2 separate regions of the Mus musculus genome follow, and region 1 is linked to region 2. The links are chromatin contacts, found by Hi-C in ENCODE. All regions are on one chromosome and are shown on one strand. The core of a region is the stretch at or near the end of the contact, and the rest is flanking DNA. Distances in the headings are between cores, read along the strand shown.

What was found. A loop is a pair of places that touch in the nucleus more often than their neighbours do.
Region 1: a map of heart shows a loop between it and region 2 (18-fold over the local background). The contact joins the promoter of Ube2cbp here to the promoter of Phip in region 2. A Hi-C loop is called at or near these places in 6 of 37 maps with a recorded cell type or tissue (heart and left cerebral cortex).

The regions. Positions count from the first base shown.
Region 1 is chr9:86,461,714-86,468,626 of GRCm38, reverse strand. Ube2cbp (ubiquitin-conjugating enzyme E2C binding protein) reads left to right here and starts at 3,711. Exons shown (of 10, transcript NM_027394.2): 1 at 3,711-3,886. The coding sequence starts at 3,810. Dop1a (DOP1 leucine zipper like protein A) reads right to left here and starts at 1,473. Exons shown (of 39, transcript NM_177208.3): 1 at 1,331-1,473.
Region 2 is chr9:82,974,031-82,980,251 of GRCm38, reverse strand. It overlaps Phip (pleckstrin homology domain interacting protein), which reads left to right and starts at 4,763. Exons shown (of 40, transcript NM_001081216.1): 1 at 4,763-5,000; 2 at 5,106-5,164; 3 at 5,296-5,325; 4 at 5,519-5,578. The coding sequence starts at 4,961.

The DNA.
Region 1 (6,913 bases), core at 2,462-4,961, 3.5 Mb before region 2:
ATTCCTTCCCAGCACCCCAAGAAAAAAAGTTTACAGTGGGAGCACAGGCTTGTGGTAGAATCTAACTAAGCATGCACAAGGAATCGCAGTACCACTAAAACAAAACAACAAAACTAGACACCAGAATACAGACAGTAACTGAGGGGTAGAGAGATCATACCCAGTTAGCAGCAAAAACAGAGCTTTGAACCTTAGCCCTCAAGCCCCAGGCTACAGTTGTTTCTACTATTGGAATTACAAAGTAGGGCTCTTCACAACAGATGGGAAAGCAATTAAATTTAACCTTTGGGTCATGGTGTCACATTTTTGGTCTATGTTTCCTTCAGTTTTAAAAATTCTTTATTAAAAATTGGGTCCCCAAAAGGGGGTTGCTTTTAGCAGTTCTGAGGAATGACAAAGTTTAATTAGAAGTAACCATTACAACAAGGAATTCAGACTACCTGGGCTATAATTTCTGTCAGCTCAACGAACCAAGGGATTGATAATCCTGTGACTTACTTAGCACATAGCCTAGCACATAGCGACGCCATGCTAATACGAATACAACTAACCTCAAAGTGGCAAGACCTTAACACCTACATATGGGGCTATCATCTCCAGAATGAAAAGTTTTGACCCTATAGTTGCGAGCTACTAAATGAGGTTGACTCCTGTATTTTTCCGATCAAAAAAAAAAAAAAAAAAAAAAGAGAAGAAAAAAAAATGTGTTTGTTGACTACAATCTCTAAATCTGAGTTTTCTTCAACTCCACAGAACTCCGAGATAATATAAGAATTAACAAGACACAATTTGCTTGGGGAGGAGAAAGTACAGTTGCGTGCTATTCCCTCCTCAACAGGATGAGGGTGAGGTTAAGTACAGCGATGGGGCAACTTTCAAAGCCTTGGAAATCAAAGGTGAGGACTGTTAACAACTTCCGTGTGCTAGCTCGGCTTCCTCTTGGTGAACTTGGCTCTGCTTCCCAACCCTCTGCACCGGCACATCGGCGGGCCTCGGTGTCGCCTCGATCCTAAAAGGGACCCACCGGGCTGGCGAGGCAACGGGGTGCCGGGAAGCCTCCAACAAAGGCGCCGGGCACCCGCGCCCAGGTGACACCACCCCTCAGCCCCGTGCCGGCTCTGCCCGCCGAAGGCCACGGGCGGACAGGCCCCGGGTCCCACCGCTCGCCCCGGGCAGGTCAGGGCCCGTTTCCCTCCACCCAGAGGCGGGCTCAGGTGGGGGCCGGGCGGTGACACCCCGACGCCACCACCGCAGGCCAAGCCCGGAGACGCTCGCCCGAACCGTGCCGCGTCTCGCCGCGCGACCGCGCCGGGGGCGGGGACGCTGTTACCTGCCGCGGGCTCTGCTGCTCCCCGCTGGCGCCGCTCTCTTGGCAACCGCGGCAGCCGCACGAAGGCCGCCAGCCCAGGGCCTAGTGACAGCTACCAGCGTGCACCGCGCGCGCCCACGCCGGCGTCGACGTCGGCGGCCTCCGTCCCCGCCCCCGTCCCCGTCCGCTGCTCGGCGGCCACGGCTAGCCGGCGCCACAGCGCCCTCGTGCGGGCGACCGGAGAGACGGCGGAGGGAAGGCGGGAAAGGTGTGAGCAAGGAGCCAGCGAACCATCATTTTGATGGAATGGGGGAATTGAAAACAGTTTTGAAGTATTATTTAAGTACGATCATCTGGATCCACCAGCACTTTATGCGCGTCATTTCAGGCACAGTTTGTGTGAAACCGAGAGCCAGTTTAGCACTTTTTTTTGTATCTAGCCGTCTTTCAAACGCGTATTCGAAAGGGTTGTTGTCTTTACAAGTGTTTTTGCGTGTTCTAGTTTTAAACCATATATGAGGAGCACGCTAATCTGAGGACGCTGTGTATTTTGCTAGGTGTCAATATTAAGTATTGCCAAAATTTAAGTAATATTCTGTGTTAAAAGTATAAGAGAACAATTGTCCTTCAAATAAATGAGTTGCCACCAAATAGTAGTTACCTTTGCTTTTTTTCAAAAATTATTTACTTATATTTTATATGGGAGTGCCACAGGTATGTGTGTGCATGCATGGAGCCCAGAAAAAGAGGTCAGATGCTCTGAAGTTGCAAGCAATTATGAGTGCTATAAACCTAGCTTCCCAGTCCTGTGAAACAGCAACCAAGTGCTCTTAACCACAAAGCCAACCCTCCATCCCAAAGCTTTTACTTTTTAAAGCTATTATTCCCTCTTATGATCTCAAATTGTTGGAATGAAACAGGAATTTATATAGCAACATGATAAACTTTAAAACACCTCAAAGGTTGATATTAGAAAAGTTATCTGAAATCACATTTTCAGTATACTTAAGACCAGTTTTTGTTTTGAGACAGTCTTGCCACATAGCTCTAGACGGCCCTGTACTCACATAGCCCAAACTGACCTTGAACTTTCAGCAATCCTGCCTCAGTCTCCTAAATGCTGGGGTTGCAGATATACGCCATCCTCTTTGGATTAAACCTATTTAGAAATGCTTCCAGTTTGTTCAATGTCAGATAATTATAACTATGAAATTATGAAATGGAACATCAATAAACAGGATTTCAGTCCTGGCTAGTTTTATGTCAACTTGACACAAGATAGAGTCTTCTGAAAGGAGGGAACCTCAATTGAGAAAATGCTTCCATAAGACCTAACTGTAACTCGTTTTTTAAAATAGTGATTGACCTAGGAGGGCCTAGCCTATGTTGGGTGGTGCTATCCCTGCCTGGGTCGGTGATCCTCGGTTCTATGGGGAAGCAGGTTCAGTGAAACCATGGGAGCAAGCCAGTAAACTCACCCTCCCATAGCTTCTGCATCAGCTCCCCCTCTCGGTTTCTGCCCTGTTTGGGTTCCTGTCCTGACATCCCTCAATGATGAACAGTGGTATAGAAGTGTAAGCTGAACACATGCTTTCCTCCCCAAATGCCTTTGGTACTGTTGCTTCATCACAGCAAAAGCAACCTTAACTAAGACAATCCCCATTATACAAGCTATGTTTTAAATAACAGCTTTCCATTCTTAAAAGGTGTCCAACTGAAATCCTATGGCCTGATATATTTGTTTATACCACACTAGATCTTTTACTGCATCAAACTTTCGAAATGTATCTTGTAGGAGCAATTAAGTTATGACTTCTTTTATTTCTGCAGTATAGTGGGAATGTATATCAGAAATTACTCATTTCCTTTTAGCTTCTCAAAAGTTACATGAATGGTCAGTCAAGATACAAGTCCACCAGTCTTTTAGTGGTTACACTGGTTTTTGCAACTGTTTCAGTCTTGGAAGTACCATATCTAGCGCGAAATGTAATGGCCAATCAATTGTGGATATTTTTGGATACATCATACGGAAGCTAATAAACTGTTCTAGTTCAAATAAAGGAGACTCCGATAAAGTGGGCTTTGGGGCTCTGGACCTATGGGAAGTACCACCTGTACAGCTTCTGCTCCATTATCTACCTCATCCTACTCAACTATCCAGAGAAGAGCTTCCCCTGGCCCAAACTGAGCTTTCTGTTCATTTCAGGGAAAGAAATGCTCGTAGTCATAGTCAAGCCCATCCAACATCCTTCCAGTGGAGGTCAGCTCTGCTCTCTGGGTCGCACCTGTCCTACTAGAGCGGCCACTGGGGCAAGGTCGGCGCCTCGGCAGTGCGCTCTCTTCCCGGTAGGTGGCGCTCTAGCCGACAGACGGCCGCCGCCGGATCCCTTCGCGCTACCTTGGCCTGGGAGCCAGCCGCCTGCTACGGCCGCACGTGCTCCCACCCTGTCCGGGTTCTAGTAACTGTGGGCTCGGTCCCGCGTGGGTCCCTGAGTCGGCCATGGCGGTGGCTGCGGCGGAAACGCGCGTGTTCCTGGAAGTGCGGAGACGGCTGCAGAGTGCGCTGCTAATCCTGGGGTAAGGGAGGGAGCACCGGTGCGCGGGACCGCGTGCATGGGCCAGGCGCGCGGCCCGGAGCCTGGTGCGCGTGTGCGTGGCACAGGAGCGCGGATGCGCGGGACCGAGGGAGCGAGCGCGCCGGGCAGTAGGCGCGTGCGCGGGACAATGTGCGCGTGCGCGGGGCGAGATGGGTTGCCCTGGCGAGCATTTTAGCCGCTGAACCATCTCCCCAGCCTGTCTGCGAACTTTAAATTTCATATTTACTACACAAACAAGAAACTTTTAGGGGGTAAAATGCTCCTTTTTGCTAATGGTCAGCAATTTTAATGGTTTGTGATCTCTTCGTGGGTTTTGCCTAGTTCTTAGTGACAAATGTATCAAATAGATGTGAAAATGTACTACAGAGCAGCACAGTTGTATTTTTTTTTTTCCTTAGCTTCGCCTTTTTTCCTAAAATCTGACAAGTAGCTAAAGTGGCAGTTTTGCATGCGGCCTGAGGACTGAACTCAAATCCTACCTTTCTCACATGGGCAGAATTACCTGGATTTCTTCAGTTTTAAGATTGGGATTGAGTCTAGGCTCAGTACAATTCATTTGTGTAGCTTGTACAGATCTTGAATACTCCCCAGTATGGGGATGAAGGGTGGGGAGGAGTGAGATCAATATCCACAATTTCTGTCCACTGTGTTTGGTAATTAAGAATACACACATTACCAAATACAGCTGCCTAATCCCTCGTACCAAACAAACTCTGTGAGAAACCTACTTTGCTAGACTGCCTGTTTGTCTCTCTGATCTTTTGACTGTTGACTTCTAACACAGCTCAGTCCCTTATCCTACTAAGAGAACCATGGTCTGGTCCCATTCAACCAATCTACACAATATCCCTGTTTCTCGAACTGTGTTGACATGTGTATTAGTCAGGGTCCTCTAGAGTAACTGAATTGATTGAATGAATCTGTCTATAAATAGAAAGAGGATTTATTAGAACGACTTAACAGCTTGCAGTCCAGCCAGTCCAACAGTGGCTATGAATGAATGTTGAGTCCAAAAATCCAGTGTTTGCTCAGTCCGTGAGGCTGTGTGTCTCAGCTGGTCTTCAGTGCACTTCCTAATGACAGTGAGAGGGAGGGCAAGCAAGCAAAGAGCTTCTTTCTTCCATGTCCTCTTCCCACAGAAGTTGTGGCTTATATTTGAGGTGGCTCTTCCCAGCTCAAAAGATCCGGATAAAGGAATGTCTTCCTACCTCAAAGGTAGGAAGTGAGTCTTCCTACTTCCAATTAAGTAAAAAAATCCCTCACCATGTGCCCTCCATGTTGGGGTTTTAATTAATTCCCGACGTATGTCAAGCTGACATAGCCAACTGATGTTTTGAAATTGATGTTTCAATCTGCCTTTCCCAACATGTTTTTGTTGTTTTGTTTTGTAAGACAGGGCCTAATAATGTATTCATGGCTGGTGTGGTTTACTATGTAACCAGTCTGACCTTGAACTCATAGATCTGCCTGCTTGCCTGTGCTTTCACAGGGCTGGGAACATCCAACAAGGCTTTGAGATTCATATTTCATCTCTGTGGTAGCTTAAATGAGTATTTCTTTCCCGTTTCTTTTTTTCTTCTTCTAAATTTACAAATCTTTTCTTTTTTTTTTTCTTTTTTTCTTTTTTTTTTAATTAGGTATTTTCCTCATTTACATTTTCAATGCTATCCCAAAGGTCCCCCATACCCACCTCCCCAATCCCCTACACACCCACTCCCCCTTTTTGGCCCTGGCGTTCCCCTGTACTGGGGCATATAAAGTTTGCAAGTCCAATAGGCCTCTCTTTGCAGTGATGGCCGACTAGGCCATCTTTTGATACATATGCAGCTAAAGACAAGAGCTCCCGGGTACTGGTTAGTTCATATTGTTGTTCCACCTATAGGGTTGCAGTTCCCTTTAGCTCCTTGGGTAATTTCTCTAGCTCCTCCATTAGGGGCCGTGTGACCCATCCAATAGCTGACTGTGATCATCCACTTCTGTGTTTGCTAGGCCCCGGCATAGTCTCACAAGAGACAGCTATATCTGGGTCCTTTCAGTGAAATCTTGCTAGTGTATGCAATGGTGTCAGCATTTGGAAGCTGATTATGGGATGGATCCCTGCATATGGCAATCACTAGATGGTCCATCCTTTCGTCACAGCTCCAAATTTTGTCTCTGTAACTCCTTCTATGGGTATTTTGTTCCCATTTCTAAGAAAGGGTAAAGTGTCCACACTTTGGTCTTCGTTCTTCTTGAATTTCATGCGTTTGGCAAGTTGTATCTTATATCTTGGGAATCCTAAGTTTCTGGGCTAATATCCACTTATCAGTGAGTACATATTGTGCAAGTTCCTTTGTGATTGGGTTACTTCACTCAGGATGATACCCTCCAGGTCCATCCATTTGCCTAGGAATTTCATAAATTCATTTTTTTAATAGCTGAGTAGTATTCCATTGTGTAAATGTACCACATTTTCTGTATCCATTCCTCTGTTGAGGGGCATCTGGGTTCTTTCCAGCTCCTGGCTATTATAAACAAGGCTGCTATGAACATAGTGGAGCATGTGTTCTTCTTACCGGTCGGGACATCTTCTGGATATATGCCCAGGAGAGGTATTGCGGGATCCTCCGGTAGTACTATGTCCAATTTTCTGAGGAACCGCCAGACTGATTTCCAGAGTGGTTGTACAAGCTTGCAATCCCACCAACAATGGAGGAGTGTTCCCCTTTCTCCACATCCTCACCAGCATCTGCTGTCACCTGAGTTTTTGATCTTTGCCATTCTGACTGGAGTGAAGTGGAATCTCAGTGTTGTTTTGATTTGCATTTCCCTGATGATTAAGGATGTTGAACATTTTTTCAGGTGCTTCTCTGCCATTCAGTATTCCTCACGTGAGAATTCTTTGTTCAGCTCTGGGCCCCATTTTTTAATGGGGTTATTTGATTTTCTGGAGTCCACCTTCTTGAGTTCTTTATATATATTGGATATTAGTCCCCTATCCGATTTGGGATAGGTAAAGATCCTTTCC
Region 2 (6,221 bases), core at 3,514-6,013:
ACGTTTCAGTAGGAGAAAGCAACAAGGGTCAGGGGAGGAGGCCTTGCAAAATAGGCACACGTATGAAAACAAAAACAACCTGCAAATACTCTATAATAGGCCTCCTATTTTCTAATTCTGAAATTGGGGAGAATATTTTTGATTAACCGAATGGGTTAAATCTAATGTCATCTCTTTAAACTTCACTAAAAACTAAAATTAATTCTCAATTTTGAGTTAGACTTGACTTCTACTGGCAATCTGAAAGCTTAGGTCTTATTCCTTTGAACGGTTTTCCTTCCTCACCAACAGGTCAACTTTGGTGTCTTTGGTTCCTAGTATTTTTCTTATGAAGACATTTCTCAATATTTGTTGGATAAGCCTCCCTCCCTTCTCCCCAAAGTTGATTTTCATTACTTGGGGGTCTTGAAGTTTAGGAATTAAGTATTTATAAATACAAGAGATTTCTTAACTCTGGTCCTGAAATCCTGTCTTTAAAAAAAATCACACCAATAATACTATATTTTATTTAAAATACCACCAGCAGCAACTTTCCGGAGCCTGGGCATCCTCCTCTCCATCCACCTTCCTTTTCCAGTGTTCTCTCTGAGTCCAGCCCCCTCCCTGTCCATCAAACACCTTGCTAGGATAATACATGCCTGCAGACTTCTGTATGTGTTCTCTCCTCTGGAACAGCCTTTTTCTAAGTCATCTACTGTGCTGCTCTGGATCTGGGAGGAATATGTTCTAAAACTGTTTTTCTTCTGTAATATCTAACTGTACTGTTAAAGTCATAAAGTGGTTTTAAACAATGTATATGGATTTATCCATGAAAGTATGTATTTCTTTTACAAACTAACATGCAACAATTGTAAACTACAGGGGTTACTTAATTAGGAGGAAAAAAAAGCTTGAATAAATTACTAACATTAAAATAAGAAAGGGAACATACGATTATTGGAATTTAGCTAATATTTGTTACAGATTATAAGAAAATGTACTACAATTTATGGGAAAAGTTTTCAGTGATCTCGTAAGGGGGAATCATTAAATAAAATTAAATAGCAAAACCAAAACACCCCCCCCAACCCAAACAAACCAACAACAAACATGTTATCAAATGATGGAGTGGTTTACTAAAGTACATTGACCCTGTTCTTTCTGAAGGTATCAAAACACTATAGCTGCTCATGAGATTCAGATTTGATAGTCACGGGTTGAAGAGACAATAGGGGGTGAGAAGAAACAGATTGGCATGGCAGAAGACGCAGAAGTGGAGAGCATGCCACAGCAGTGTGGATGAGCAGAATATGCCCCCCAAAGGCCCTTATGGTAGCATGCTACATTTTGTTCCTCAGGGCAAATAAATAGGTTTCTGCTTTATTTCACTGAGTGAAACTTTTTGCTCTGAAAGTAGCAAATGGGCAGAGAATATATAGCTGAATTGTAGTTGGCTGGCACAGCAGGAGCAAGAAAACCTGGGTTCACTGCTCAGCCTTACAAAGTATCAAAACAAAACAAAACAAAACAATGTAATTGCTCACCTAAACCTCATAAGGGTAACATAATACCAGTCCAGAACCATGACTTACAGATAAGGTCAGCCCGGAATCCAGTTTTAGCTTTGTGTCAGACACCATACTATAGGAGAGAAATCAAATTTTATAAAAGTAGTAGAACTTTAAAGTTTATAATTAGTGTCCATCTTATTCTAGAGAAGACGTAAATGGCAGAGTTGATCCAGTATGGAATTTCACAGAAACTTGGAAAAAGTTTATAATCCTTCTAAAGAGACTATCAGATAAAAATTAGTTTTTGCTTTCAAGAGTTCTTTTCTTCTTTGATTTTGTTTGTTTGTTTACTTGTTTGTTTTCTGTTTTTTTTAGCTTCTTAATTAAAATGCACTGAGAAGTACTTTTTAATGGTATTTTTTGGAGTACATAAAAACCATAAAGGACTAGAAAGGGGTATGGATTGAATTTAAACTGTCTTTATAGAGAAACAAATCAACTGTGGGAAGAACTATGCACACCTCTGCTTTGGGAACAAAATACAGGATTTCTAAACAAGAACTTGTATTTGATAAGCATAGACATTTTGCATACACATGCACAATAAACGACTTAGCAATCTCAGTTAACCGAAATATTCTATGCTTGATGTTAAAGAAAGCGAAGTGATTTGGTTTTGTTTTTTTCAAAAGATAAAAGTCAAAAGAATGGACTTAGCAAGATGCAATTTAACAACTAGGGCTAAAAACAACACATTTTTTGGACTGAAAGAATTAGAGAAATCCTAATTTTTGTCAAGCACTCTTTATATTTTACGAAAAACAACCATAGGAATTAATTTAAAGGCAAGCTTACAACTGTTTTCAAAAGAAACTAAAAACATTGTCAAAGTTAGCCAAAATGTTAGTAATGACATGTTTAGAAGGAAGCAGGCTTTCCTTAAACAGTTTTTTATTTTTGTTTTCAGTCTCAAGAAAAAGCTCCCATGGCTTCTGCATGGAAAACATACATGGTATCATGCTAGCCTCCCATGTCTCCTAACACCTACAAAACTTTATCCAGATACAGTTTACATTACTTGCCAAAATTTGATTTTTACCTCTCAAGGGCAAAACATCTAAGAGGAAGAATTAGATTAGTGTTGCGTGCAGAACCAGCAAGCCTCAAGTAGAATTTTTAGTTCTCAAAATCTGTTCATTTAAAGACCTTCTCAATGAAGTACCTAAATTATTTGAAGGACATAATGCATTTTAAAAAGTTAAGATAAAACAACATTAGTCACATAAATAAATACAATTGCAAAGGCATATAAAATATGTTTTATGCCTAATTATTCAGAAGCAGGCTACTTTACCTAACATTGTAAGACTAGGATTACACGTTTTAAAAATGCAAACATGTCCAGATTCTGAGGCTAGCCACACCAGTTTAGGGGCAGATCTTATAATACTGTAGCATTAGGACCAATCGGGGTAACCTCTTATTTTTATTGAGTTACAAAAGGCAATTTTACATCCATGATTCCAAAGGGGGTTGAGACGGTTTCCTCGTGCTCACATGTGTGAGAATGTCTGGTGTTTTAGTGCTCTTGCAGTACAGCCTAAGGCGGCTGCAGCATTTCCCACTAGGAAGGCAGGGAGCTAGGAGGGTGCAGGGCTTGAGGAAACAATCCCGGAAAACCACAATCCAGCTTCTTGGTCCTTACCTCACAAATTACCTTTTAAAATCAGACCCATAAAATGCAGCTTATTATCTAAGAAATTCAAAGAGGATCTTTTGTTAAGGATTAACAAAAGAATGACTAGCCTAATTCTCTTTAAAAGGCCAACCTTTAAAAAAATTGAACTCTCAAAGTCTTTTTGGAAAGTGCTTAATTCATCTGGAGATAAATATCACTCGGTGTCCTTGTTTTTTAACAAACGGCCTTTTCCATTGTTTCCATTAATTTCACCCATATTCGTTTTAAAAATAACAAGGCCCCTATCCTCATCAGCAAAACACAGATGAACGATGTATCATATAAAACCAGTAATTACATTAGGATTTACGAAAAGATTTTTGTTTCTGCTTTTCGCCAGTTTTTAAGAAGTCTTCCCGTGATTAACTGTAAACAGGAATGGTTTACACCGTAAATTAGAAGCCATTAATTAGCATGACGAAGTCAACTGCAAGATACACAGATAATTTAAATTATTTAATCACTAATCACCTTTGCTAAACTGTAATATACTCTTTCAATAACCTTCGGTAGGTTATCGACCGTGTCAGTAATTTACCTCCATATCAGTTAGAGATAAGTATTAGCTAGCGCCCTTTCCTTTCCTTCAGGTTTATATTAGCCCTTCTTGTAAACACTTTAAAAAGCTTTAAGGTTCTTCACTTCCAAATCCCTAATTAGCCATCACTAGCCTTTTTGTAATAAGTGGGGGAAAAGATGAGCTGAAGTACAAATCTGGAGTTCCTCTTGCCCGTTTATCAAAACAAAAACATTTTTTTTTTTTAAACGAACGCTTCAGGCGATGGTAGTAATAAAAGAAATATGCAGAGGTGGCTTCGGGGAATAACGGGTTTGCAGAACGCAAGTGGCTCAAAAAAAAAAAAAAAAAAAAAAAAGCCCGAACCTCTATTGCAACCCACGGCACTCCAATAAATTACACAACACTTGCCCAGGCTGCAGAAATATCGCAGGACAAGACTTACACGGATGCCAATCCGCAGCATTTATACACATGCACATGGCAAGACTGAAAGCAAACACTAGCGTTCAAGTCGGGCAGGGCAGCGCGATCCCGACTTGGCCCAGCTTGAGAGTGCTCGCTGAGAGTCTCTGTGCGTGCGTGAGAGTGAGCCCAGTCCTCCCGGCATTTCCCCTCTTTGAGCAGTTTTGCTTCATTTGTTTCCTATTTCTGCTACATAGAAACTAACTTCCATCTCAACCCAGCCAGCGCCGCTGAATAGAGCCTGTGCTGCGGCTCCGTGTGCGTCAGATCCCTCCGCGCAGCCGTGCCGGCCCCCTCCTCCCCTCCCTCCCTTTCTCCCTCCCGCCCGCGGCCTCTTTAGAGAAAGCGCCCGCCAGGCAGCCCGCCGCTTCGGCTCCGACATCTCCTCGCGCTGGAAATAAATAAATAAGTGGCGGCCCAGGGCGCGCGGAGCGACGACCGCGCGGGCGCGGGCCTAGGCCGAGGCACTCCTTTTCCCGCGGGGGGCGGGGGCGGCGAGTGCGGGGCCGCGAAGGCGCGGACTCCTTTCTGCGGCGGAGGGATCCCGGCGGAGGCGGCCGCAGCCGGGGCCGCTGCCTGAGAGTTGTTGTTTCCTCCTCCTCCTCCGCCTCCGCCGCCGTTGCTTGAATGGTGGAGCCGAGGCTCGGCTCGTGAGCACACACTGACAGCTACAGGGCAGGCGGCGGCACCGTCCCCGCGTCCCCTCGGCGGCGGGGTGTCCCGCCGGCGGCCCCGAAGTGACCCGCAAACATGTCTCGTGAGAGGAAAGGCCTCTCGGAGCTGCGATCGGGTAAGTCGGGCGCTGCGGGGCCGCCGCGCCGGGCGGACTCGCCCGCGGGCCCCCGCCCCCCGCGGCCGCTCAGCCCGTGTCTCCCCGTCCTTCTCTCCCGCGCAGAGCTCTACTTCCTCATCGCCCGGTTCCTGGAAGATGGACCCTGTCAGCAGGCGGCTCAGGTAGGCGGCGCGCGGCGCGGGGACGGGCGGGCGCTCGCGGTGGCCGCCCGCGGGCGTGGGGGAGGGCGGCGGCGGCGGCGGGGCCGCGGCCCGGGGCGCGGGGGCTCAGCGTCCCCGCTTTGTTGTTGCAGGTGCTGATCCGCGAAGTGGCCGAGAAGGAGGTAAGGGCGCGGCGGCCCGGCGCCGTCCCGCCGCCGCACGGCCTCCCCCGGGCCGCTGCGCAAGCTCGGGCGTCCGGCGGGGCGCGGGACGCGGGGCGCGGGGGGTCCCCGGCGGGGCGCGGGGCGGACTGGGGAGGGGAGCGGCGTCGGTCCGGGCCGGGGGCCGCGCTCACCGGGCGTCCTGTCCCCGCAGCTGCTGCCCCGGCGCACCGACTGGACCGGGAAGGAGCACCCCAGGACCTACCAGAATCTGGTGAGACATTCCTAGCGCACTGCAAAGAAACTTTTCCCCGAGTCGAATAAAAATTGAATTTCCCGCAATTTTTTACAGAGACAAAAACTTGGCCCCAGAACGGGAAAAGCTGCAAAGGCCACGGGGAGGGTTGGGAGGCCGGAGCGGGGGCTGCGGGGGGCGGCAGCCGGGGGTGCGGGCGCCCCGGGGCCGCGGGGTCCGCGGACAATTTATTTGTGATATTTTGTTAATGTGCTAGAAATAAAGATACGTCATGAGTGTTGTGCAGTGCAAGGCCAGAGGAGGAGGGGCCGGCGCGCGTATCCGCGCGGGGGCGCGCGCGCGGCGGCGGCGGCAGCGGGAGCGGCGCAAGCCTGGAGAGCGCGCTCGCCAGCTCCTTGCTTGCTCTGCACGCGCGGCCGGCTCAGCTTTCTCCAGCTCCACACAATAGCTGGTGACTAACTGCTCCGAAGTGGCATTAGCATTTCACAAGAAGGCCTTTGAGCCGCGGAGGAACCTTGGCAAGATTTTTTAAAATTTTTTTTCCCCCTTCTCCTCTGTCTTTTGTTTTCTGTAGATTCAGACCCAGATTTTTAATTTTATTTTTTTTTAATCTTTGTTTGGTTGGAGGCGTTCAGATAGATATGGTAGTCACCCAGCGGCA